Regions from separate parts of the Homo sapiens genome. Here region 2 is linked to region 1. A link is a loop called in an ENCODE intact Hi-C map of the cell type or tissue named here. Cell type or tissue: PC-3. All regions are shown on one strand. Each heading gives the region's core, and the rest is flanking DNA. Links, peaks and the distances in the headings are about the cores only. Region 1 overlaps SPDL1 (spindle apparatus coiled-coil protein 1). Region 2 overlaps DOCK2 (dedicator of cytokinesis 2).

Evidence for each region. Peaks named below come from ENCODE experiments on the same cell type or tissue, not always from the same donor. Only the 100,000 strongest peaks of a DNase experiment are listed, where the experiment ranks them.
Region 2: a loop joins it to region 1, with 6 times the contacts of the local background. A loop is called at or near these places in 5 of 110 quality-filtered maps.

What each region holds. Positions count from the first base shown.
Region 1 is chr5:169,590,880-169,595,278 of GRCh38, reverse strand. SPDL1 (spindle apparatus coiled-coil protein 1) reads right to left here. Exons shown (of 12, transcript NM_017785.5): 3 at 4,055-4,231; 4 at 1,731-1,925; 5 at 985-1,134; 6 at 787-885; 7 at 598-708. Among named protein-coding and RNA genes, the nearest start is that of SPDL1, 9.3 kb to the right of the region's middle. In PC-3, for the core only: no CTCF peak of the experiment used is centred there; a DNase peak (open chromatin) is centred at 2,168; H3K4me3 peaks cover 854 bases; H3K27ac peaks cover 3,912 bases.
Region 2 is chr5:169,694,185-169,698,583 of GRCh38, reverse strand. It overlaps DOCK2 (dedicator of cytokinesis 2), which reads right to left. Exons shown (of 52, transcript NM_004946.3): 10 at 2,646-2,781; 11 at 135-210. Among named protein-coding and RNA genes, the nearest start is that of DOCK2, 59 kb to the right of the region's middle. RefSeq lists an enhancer at 1,907-3,106. In PC-3, for the core only: no CTCF peak of the experiment used is centred there; a DNase peak (open chromatin) is centred at 2,333; H3K4me3 peaks cover 1,610 bases; H3K27ac peaks cover 2,201 bases.

The sequences.
Region 1 (4,399 bases), core at 218-4,217:
GGCACAATGGATGAGGGATCAGGATTCTAAGGACTGTTACAATACTGAAATCTTTCTAATTCCCACATGTTTTTCTGCTACCTCTTATTTGGCTAGAATGACAACCAACAAAACCCGTAAAATTAAAAGGGTCTATGTGCTTGACTTGAGGAGCTACAAGGAAAGGGAACCCTGAATAATCCAAATTTCACTCCATAATAAGCCTTGGTGAAAGAGCAGAGGAATGGTGAGGCAGCGAGTTTCAGCTGAAGTAGGAACCCTAGGGCTATGCTTGGAAAGACATCAGGCCAAGAATAAGAAATAAATACTTTTCTTTCTTCTACTCCACAAAGAAAGATTTAAGTCAAAGCTAGTGAGTAACCATTAAAACAAACAATAATCATTGCTAAATATACTATTACTAAATATTTATTCCAAGATTTTTAAACTATAAATGAATCTTTTAATTTCAAAATTGATTTTTTGAAATCATGCAGTTCTAGAAACAACTATATAAGTACACTCCTTGCAGAAAAAGCTAGTTTCTTTGATGTATTCATACATGTAATGCTGACACAAAATTTGTTTAATAAACCTTTGATAGTGAAAGTTCTATACCTTCATTCTCTGCATCTGTTCTCTGTTAAATACATTTTGCTTCTTTAGTGACTGATACTTGACTTTCATACTGATGAGCTGACGTTCCATTGCTGCCCTTCGATCTTCCACCTACAAAATATTAACATGCTTAATTGTTCTGGTAGTAAATGAAAATACCAATTTAGTAGTTAGGATACTTATAAGTACCTCTGCAAACAAAGAGTTGCCTTTACTATTGGGATCCAAGGCTTGCTGGAGTGCCTGGTCCAACTGTACCTGAAGATCTTGATTTGCTACACGAGCTTTCTAAATTCAAAAGAAAACAATTTAGGCAACAGAGATTACATTAGCAAGAAAATAAGTTATGATAAATTGGAAAACATGATGTTACTGTAATCATAGTACCTCTAGGGCATTATAGTAAGAAACTGCTTCTTTCTCTCGCTCCTCTTTTTCCTCTTTAAGCCGGTCTACCTGGCGCATTAGGTTAGTAATAAGAAGTTCTAGCTGTTCTTGTCTGTATTGTAGTTCATTCACTTCTTCTTTGAGGGTGGTCTATTTAACAGGAATTGAAAAGGAGGAAATTCTCTTGAATAATCTTTCATTTGGCAGCTGCTCAGTTTATCTCAGTTGTGGTTCACATCCAAAATTAAAACTAAAGAACCAGTCAAAAGTTGTCAGGTACATTCTAAAATAATAGAAATTACTATTACTGTTAAATTTTTCAACAAGGAAACAAATGGCTTTAGAGACTGCCCTTTTTCCTCTATCAATTTCAGGCTTTAATTTTTAATTAACCTTAGCTTTCAATGAAAAAACCAAGTTCACATGCATTTCAACTTCCACTGAGCCAACGTTTTACACTGGGCTCTTACGATAAAATCTGGGATCAGAGTATATGCCTCTAAATTCTTCCAGACGTTTCATTAATCTAAGAGAAAGGCTGCCTTACATAATCATATAGTCTAAAGCTATATTATGAATGAAGTCATCCACCTAAAAAAAACCCATTTTTTAATTAGTTAGATGCAAGTTAGGTCAAAAAATGTTTCAGCCTTCAAACTAGCTCTTAAGAATTATTACCAAAACATGTAAAAATATGCCAGAAAAAAAAAGAGAAAACCCTGAGAAACACATGCCATAAAAATTACCTTCATACTCTCCATTTCTGTCAGCTCAATTTGAAGAGCCAGCATCTCTGAAGACATGCTTTCCTGCACACGTTCAGACATTACGCGCAGTTCCTCTGATTTACAAGAGAGGAGTTCCTTCTGATGATCTACTTGGTGCTTCAGCTGCTTTTCACTAAGCCTGGCTTCATCTAATTCCACTTTCAGTTTTTCTATCTAAAGCCAAAAAAAAAAAAGTCATAAATTGAAAGTTATTTTCTTTCTAAAAACAATCACTGATTGAACTGATTGAACCAAACTTACTGAATGATGATACTATTGGAGTTTCCTATTTGCCCAAGGTTAGGCATCTTTTAACAGCTAGTGACACACCTTGTTTAATAAACATAGAAATAATCCATGAGTAATCGGGGTGGGTCTGGATGCCTCAGAAGCAATCTGGAGGCACTATGATGCGGACCACTTGGCTACTGTGTGAAGAATGACTGGCATGAAGAGAAACAATGGAAGCAAGCAACCTGGTCAGAAGGCTACAGCAGTAGTCCAGGAAAGAGATGATGAAGGTCTGGATTGGAGTGGCAGTAGCGTCATAGATGTTTTGTAGGTCAAGTTCTTAGAACTTGATGAATTAAATGTGAAAAATAAGAGAAGAAAAGGTATTAAAAAAATCCAAATTTTGGCATAAGTGATTTGAGAAAATCAGTAAAACAAAATATTTCACTAATGTACTCTTTGCTCCACCAAAAAAAAAAAAAAAAAAAAAAGCCATCTCTATAATTAGCCTTACCTCAGTCCTGAATACTCCCTTTATTACTCTTTTTTGTTTAGGTGATGAAAACTATTGCAAAAATAAAAATAACAACCAGAGGGGGAAGAAAGCACATCATTATCAGTCATTAGGGCCTCAAATCCGACTAGTTTCAGACAAGCTGGATGATATTATCTGTCAGAGTGGTATGCAAGATGATTATATATTACATGAAGGTATATTTAGATAGCTATGTTTGTTTTAGTGTATACTGGGAAAAAATAAGCAAGCTTAAATATGTAATTTTGGCCAGGCGCAGTGGCTCAGGCCTGTAATCCCAGCACTTTGCGAGGCTGAAGTGGGCGGATCACGAGGTCAGGAGTTAGAGACCAGCCTGACCAACATGGTGAAACCCTGTCTCTATTAAAATACAAAAATTAGCTGGGCGTGGTGGCGCACACCTGTAATCCCAGCCACTTAGGAGCCTGAGGCAGGAGAATCGTTTGAACCCGGGAGGCAGAGGTTGCAGGTGAGCCGAGATCATGCCACTGCACTCCAGCCTGGGCGACAGTGTGAGACTCTGCCTCAAAAAAAAAAAAAAAAAAAAGGAAAAAAAAATACTTTCATTGATGTTTCTTAAAATCAGTAAACATTAAAAGAGAGTCAATGAGAAATTAAGTAATAGTATAGGTGGTATACAGAAAAAGAAAAATCTTAGAGGCTGCTATACAAGAAGCTGAAAATTGGGTAACAGACTTCTGAGAAAGGAGGACAAAAGTCAGGCAAGTTTTGGTAGACAGTGTCTGGAAAAGTCAGAGTATAGACTATACACAAAGCAGATCCATGATAAAAAGTTCTGGATTCCTCAGAAGCAACCTGAAAGCACTGGCTAGCTGGGAAAAGGGAAAACCACTGACCAATCATTTATCTTGCGTTTATGTTTGAAATGGAGCCAGTGTAACATGCTGTTAGACTATGTAGTGATTCAGTAACACAGCCTTTGGAGTCAGACAGCCTCAGTTCAAACCTAGATGGAGAATTTCTAGTTCTTGAATTGTGTCCAATTTACTCAGTCTGTCTAAACACTGGCTCTTTCATCTGGTATATGGAAATGATAATGGTACCTTTCCACAATATTATTGTAAGAACTGGAGCACATGTATTAGTTTATCCTCAGTAAACAAACTATAAAGTGTCATTTGTAATGCACATTAACTAGTAAGAAACTACTGGTCTGTTTTACAGAATTACAAAGCATACCACTGACTGCAGGGAAGGCTAGGAGACGAGGCTTTCTGCAAGGGGCTGCTGTACCCACTATCAGCAAGGAGGCCATGCTAGTCACTAAACTAAACCTTCACAAATATCCAGCAACCAAAATTAAATAATTGTATTTAATTAATAGGATATAATTTATACAAGTCCCTTAGACAAACTCTTGTATCTCAGTGTTCCCACCCCCAATATTAAGATAATGAAGACTTAGATCTTGGCTATTTTGCAAAGCTGACACTTAAGAAAATCTTTATCATCTAAAGTTTACAGATGGCTGCATAAATATGGAATATTTTGTGCTGAAATACGCAGATATCCCAACCTTAGTTTTTAGTTCATTCACTTCCTGTCCATGGCTTCTGCTTAGTTGTTCTTCCAATTTCTCCAGGTGCATTTTTTGTTGTTGTTTAATAGCTTCACATTCGCAGCTCAAACTTTCTAACATTCGACTCTTGAGTTCAACTTCTCTTTGAAGGGTATATTTTTCTTGTTCATAACTCTGAAAACAGATTCAATTACAATTCAATTACATAAAAATAGCCTAAAGCCATTACATACAATCAGTTTTCAACTTCAATTGTTTCATTCTTATTTCAAGCATTTGCTGCTTTCCAAATAACGAAGACATGTTAAACCTGGAATAACTTTGTAGTTAATCAGTCTTAAT
Region 2 (4,399 bases), core at 265-4,264, 100 kb before region 1:
TCACCCTGAGCTTCCCTTGGGAGGCTCCACCTGCCTATCACTAACTCAGGGAACTGGTACCCTCTGAGCTCCAGCAGCCCTTGATGACAAAGGGTGTGGTTGAAGAGAATGGAAAGAAATGGGAAATGTCTTACGGGTGAAAAGGAATGAAGTGCTGCTTTTCTTCATCACTCTCTGCTTTCCCCTTGATGATGTCTGTTATATCCATAACTAGAAAGAAGACAGAATGAATTAATGGTTTAACTTCTTCCTGTTCCCATAAGGGATGACAGTGGGATGAGCTTATGGGACAGGAGGTAGAGCCTGGGATGCCTGGGGGTCAGGAAGGCCTAAAATGGCAAGCAAGCCAGTGCTGCACAACACTCAGACAGCAGAGGTTCCTCGCGTGCAGCACCAGGGCAAATACCTCCAGGCAAAGCAGACTGGGAGGTCAGAGGGCCAGGGAGGCATCCAAGAGCACCATGGCTTAGCAGAGGCCAAAAGGAAAGGGTCAGAGCCGTGGCTGTGGAATTCAGCAATTAGGTTTGGATTTGACATGCATGTATTGAATGTCTACCATGCCTACAAAACCAGACAGCAGTGATTGGGTCTCTGTAGGATCTGAGAATCTCATGAAATATCCACCCTCTTTTCATAAGCATACTCATATGTACAGATACATAACTGAAGAATCCTCAAATCCTGTGATTCCAGAGGTATCCTGGATCCTCTGAAACCTTTCCTTAAATCAGCCACTAAAGGTCCCAAAACCAAGGTAAAGAACTCCTACACTAGAATGGGGATTATAGAAGTGGGAGTGTAGGAGAGGGCTGAGAAAAGCTACTCCAATCAAGCTCATACCCTAGTTACAGAAAATACGTCAAACACTCCAGGCACTGGGCAGGGGCCATTAAAATTGCTTGGGTAATAATCAACCACTGACTGCATCTAGATAGAGAGGGGAGTCAGAGAGCAGACAGGAGGAGAAACCGAGCATCCATTCTCTCTAACTGACTCTCCTCATCCATCCTCAGGGCTGTGATTAGGGCAGGGCAATTTCCCTTTGGCTCCAAAGTTATTCATAGGACCTGGTAGATCAGATAATCATCTCTCCCTGCCCAGAGTAAAGACTATGGAGATGAGGACGTGACCTATATTAAAGCTCCTGGGGCTTCTGCTGAAACTAATGGGAAAGAGGTACATTCTTTCCACTGGTTGCTAAGTTGGTAGGATGCAAGCTTGGAACAGCTGGCTGATAATTTGCCAACTAGTTGGACAGCCATCTTCTTAGTAAGCCAGCATGAAGACATAGGGGCTGAGCAAGAAAGAGACAAATTCTTCATAGTAAGCCAGCATGAGGACATGGGAGCAAGAAAGAGACAAACTGATTTGAGTTCCTGGATCCAGCTATGCCTGAAGCGATCTATTCATAAGCTCTTCAGTTACACCAATAAAGTACCTTTTCTTTTCCTTCTTCTACCAGTTTAGATCAGATTTCTGTCATCTGACACCAAAAGAGAGGGCAGGCTACAGCTGAGGACAAAGACACACTTTGCAGTAAGGTTGAAGGATCCTTACTGCCTTAACAGAAACACCATGATGTCAGAAATGCCCCCACAAGTAGAATCAGAGCATTTTAGAGCAGTAGAGGATTTCATGAATTAACCAGGTATGAGTCCTTCATTTTGCACATAATAAAACTAAGGCTCTGGGGAAAATGCTTGCCCAATATCACTGGCTGGCTAGCTAGCCGCAGTGCCAGGTTAAAAAAAAAAAAAAAACAGTGAGCTCAGTAAAACATCCTCCACTCCACCGCTTTGCAAGCAGTGCCAGGGGACTAGTTGGAGAGTAAGCAGGTCTGCGATTACAGATCAGAGCATCTTGAAGTGAGAAACCTGAAACACTGAGGTTAGCTATGGTACATAGGGGTTATGCACGGTATACTCTTAAAATTTTATATTTTAATAAAAAGAAAACTGGCATATCAAATTGCCATTTTCACAGGAATTTAAATCGCCTTTGATGAAAAACATACATTATGTAAAGCAGGTTGATTAAAAGAAACTATATTTGGTAAATAACAGTACAAGTGGTAGTCAAACATAACTAAAACCATAAAAGTGGGGCAAGAATGACGAAGCCTTAGAAACCCCAGGAGAGCTAAAGCTTAAGAGGAATGCAGAGCTGATGTTGCTGTACAGCAGCCTCATGCAGGGCTCTGCCTCAGGTCACGCCAATTCTCCAAATGTCCGTTTCCATCTGGAATTTAGATGTGTGGTAGGTGACTCATTCTGTGTAACTGCATTTCCTGTCCTAGATGTACTTTTTAAATGATTTGCTCCTCATAATTAGATCCTGCCTGTATTGTTTTTCCTTTTTCACAGAGCTGGGGAGCAAAGGTGTCAACTGCTCAGACGGCCCCGGTCTCCCGATGCTCTACTCCAGACAAGAGGAGCCCATGATTCACTGTGTTCATCATAAATCTGGACTTAGTCACCAATTATTTTGATTTAGTCACCAGAAATGTAGTTATTAAGGGCTGTCTGGCATAAATTTTGCAGGGGTGGGGGCAGCAGGAGGCGGTTGGGAAACAAATCATCATTACAATTCAGCCACATAAAATGTGCGCTCCCATAAAAATCAATGATGCAGAGTGTGCCCCTTACCTGCCACCCCAAAGGGCCTCCTCAGTCCCTGCGTGCACTTCTTTGCACCAGTATCCTTAAGATCCATCTTGCCGACCCGGACTATTTGACAAATCAAGTAAATTTTATCCCTGTTGAGGTCTTTGTTTCCAAGATCCTGGGGGGAAAGAAACAAAAAATTGACCATCATGTGCTGAATGGGGGAAAAAAGGTAGACAAGAAAACCCAGTAATAGTAATTTCTGAGGGATGTATATAATACTTGCTATACATGGACCAATCATACAATAAGTCCTGGAAAAGATAGAAACAAGGCTCTCACATCCATTTCACAGATAAGCAAGGTAAGGTTTGCAAAGGAAAATGAGTGATAAAACTCTAGTGTTTAATCCCAATTCTTCCCTCTCAAAATGATAGGGCAAGAGAAGGGTAGAGGTGGAATATCAGCTGTACAGACAGGATTCCCCATATGCCGAGGTGATAGATCCAAAAGTAGCATTTGCTACAGATGACTCGGATGACACCATCGGTCACATCATTGCTCAGAACCTCTGAGAGAGAAGACAAAAGGAAGAGAAAAAAATCATAACAGCTACCATTTCCTGCACATCTAAAGTGTGGCCATCAGTTGGGTTGAGGTAGTGCTAACAACCCCAATATCTCAGTGCTTACAACACAGCAGAAGTTTACTTCTGGTGCAGTCTACAGGGCCAATGCAGAGGGGTGGGGGCTCTGATTACTTACTTACTCTGGGCCCTTGGCTGGCAGCTCTGTCTCAGCACGGGTGCGCTCACTGTCTCTGCCACAGGGGAAAGGAATGTGGCAAATCACTTCTGGCTTTTAAATCATCTACCCAAGAGAGATGCACATCACTTTTTGCTTGCATGTCATTTGCCAAAGAAAGGCATATGGCCGCACCTGACTTCAAGGGGTCAGGAAACTGCAGTCAACTATCTGTTTGTTTATTTATTTATTTTATTTATTTTGAGACAGGGCTTCACTCTGTCACACAGGCTAGAGGGCAGTAGCATGATCACAGCTCACTGCAGCCTCAGTCTCCCAGGCTCAAATAATCCTCCCACCTCAGCCTCTTGAGTAGCTGGGACTACAGGCATGAGCCACCATGCCTACCTAATTTTTTTTTTAAGAGATGGGGTCTCACTATGTTGTCCAGGCTGATTTCAAACTCCTGGGCTCAAGCAATCCTCCCACATCAGCCTCCGAAAGTGCTGGGATTACAGACATGAGCCACCAGACCCAGCTCAACTGAGTCTAGAAAAGCCAAAACTGGTGAAACGCACTCTCATCCACTGTGCTAAGTGATTCCTGCATCACCATATTCAATCTCTCACATCTCTGAAGTACATACAATTATTGCATCCCCATTTGACAGATGGGGAAACTGAGACACAAAGAAGATAAGAGGCTTCCCCAAGGTCATGACCATAGCCCATGAGACTCTGGGCTTTGAGCCCAGTCCCTGACACCAAAGACCACAAACATAGCTACTACAGTACAGCTCCCTTGCCATCAGAAAGGCATGCAGGAGGAAACTCCTGACTTCATGCTCGAATCTAAAAGCTTCAGTGATCTTGAGGCCCCCTGCCAGTAAGGATCAGCTAAGGAAGAAACAACAAGACATGCTGTTGGCATCAGAGTAGAGTACCCTGGGCCAGGTCTCAAAAGGGAACAGTTTATTCTCCTTCGAGTTAATTCTCATATGGGCATATGCACTGGGAATAAGCTGTCGGCTCACATCAGATCCAGGACCAAGGC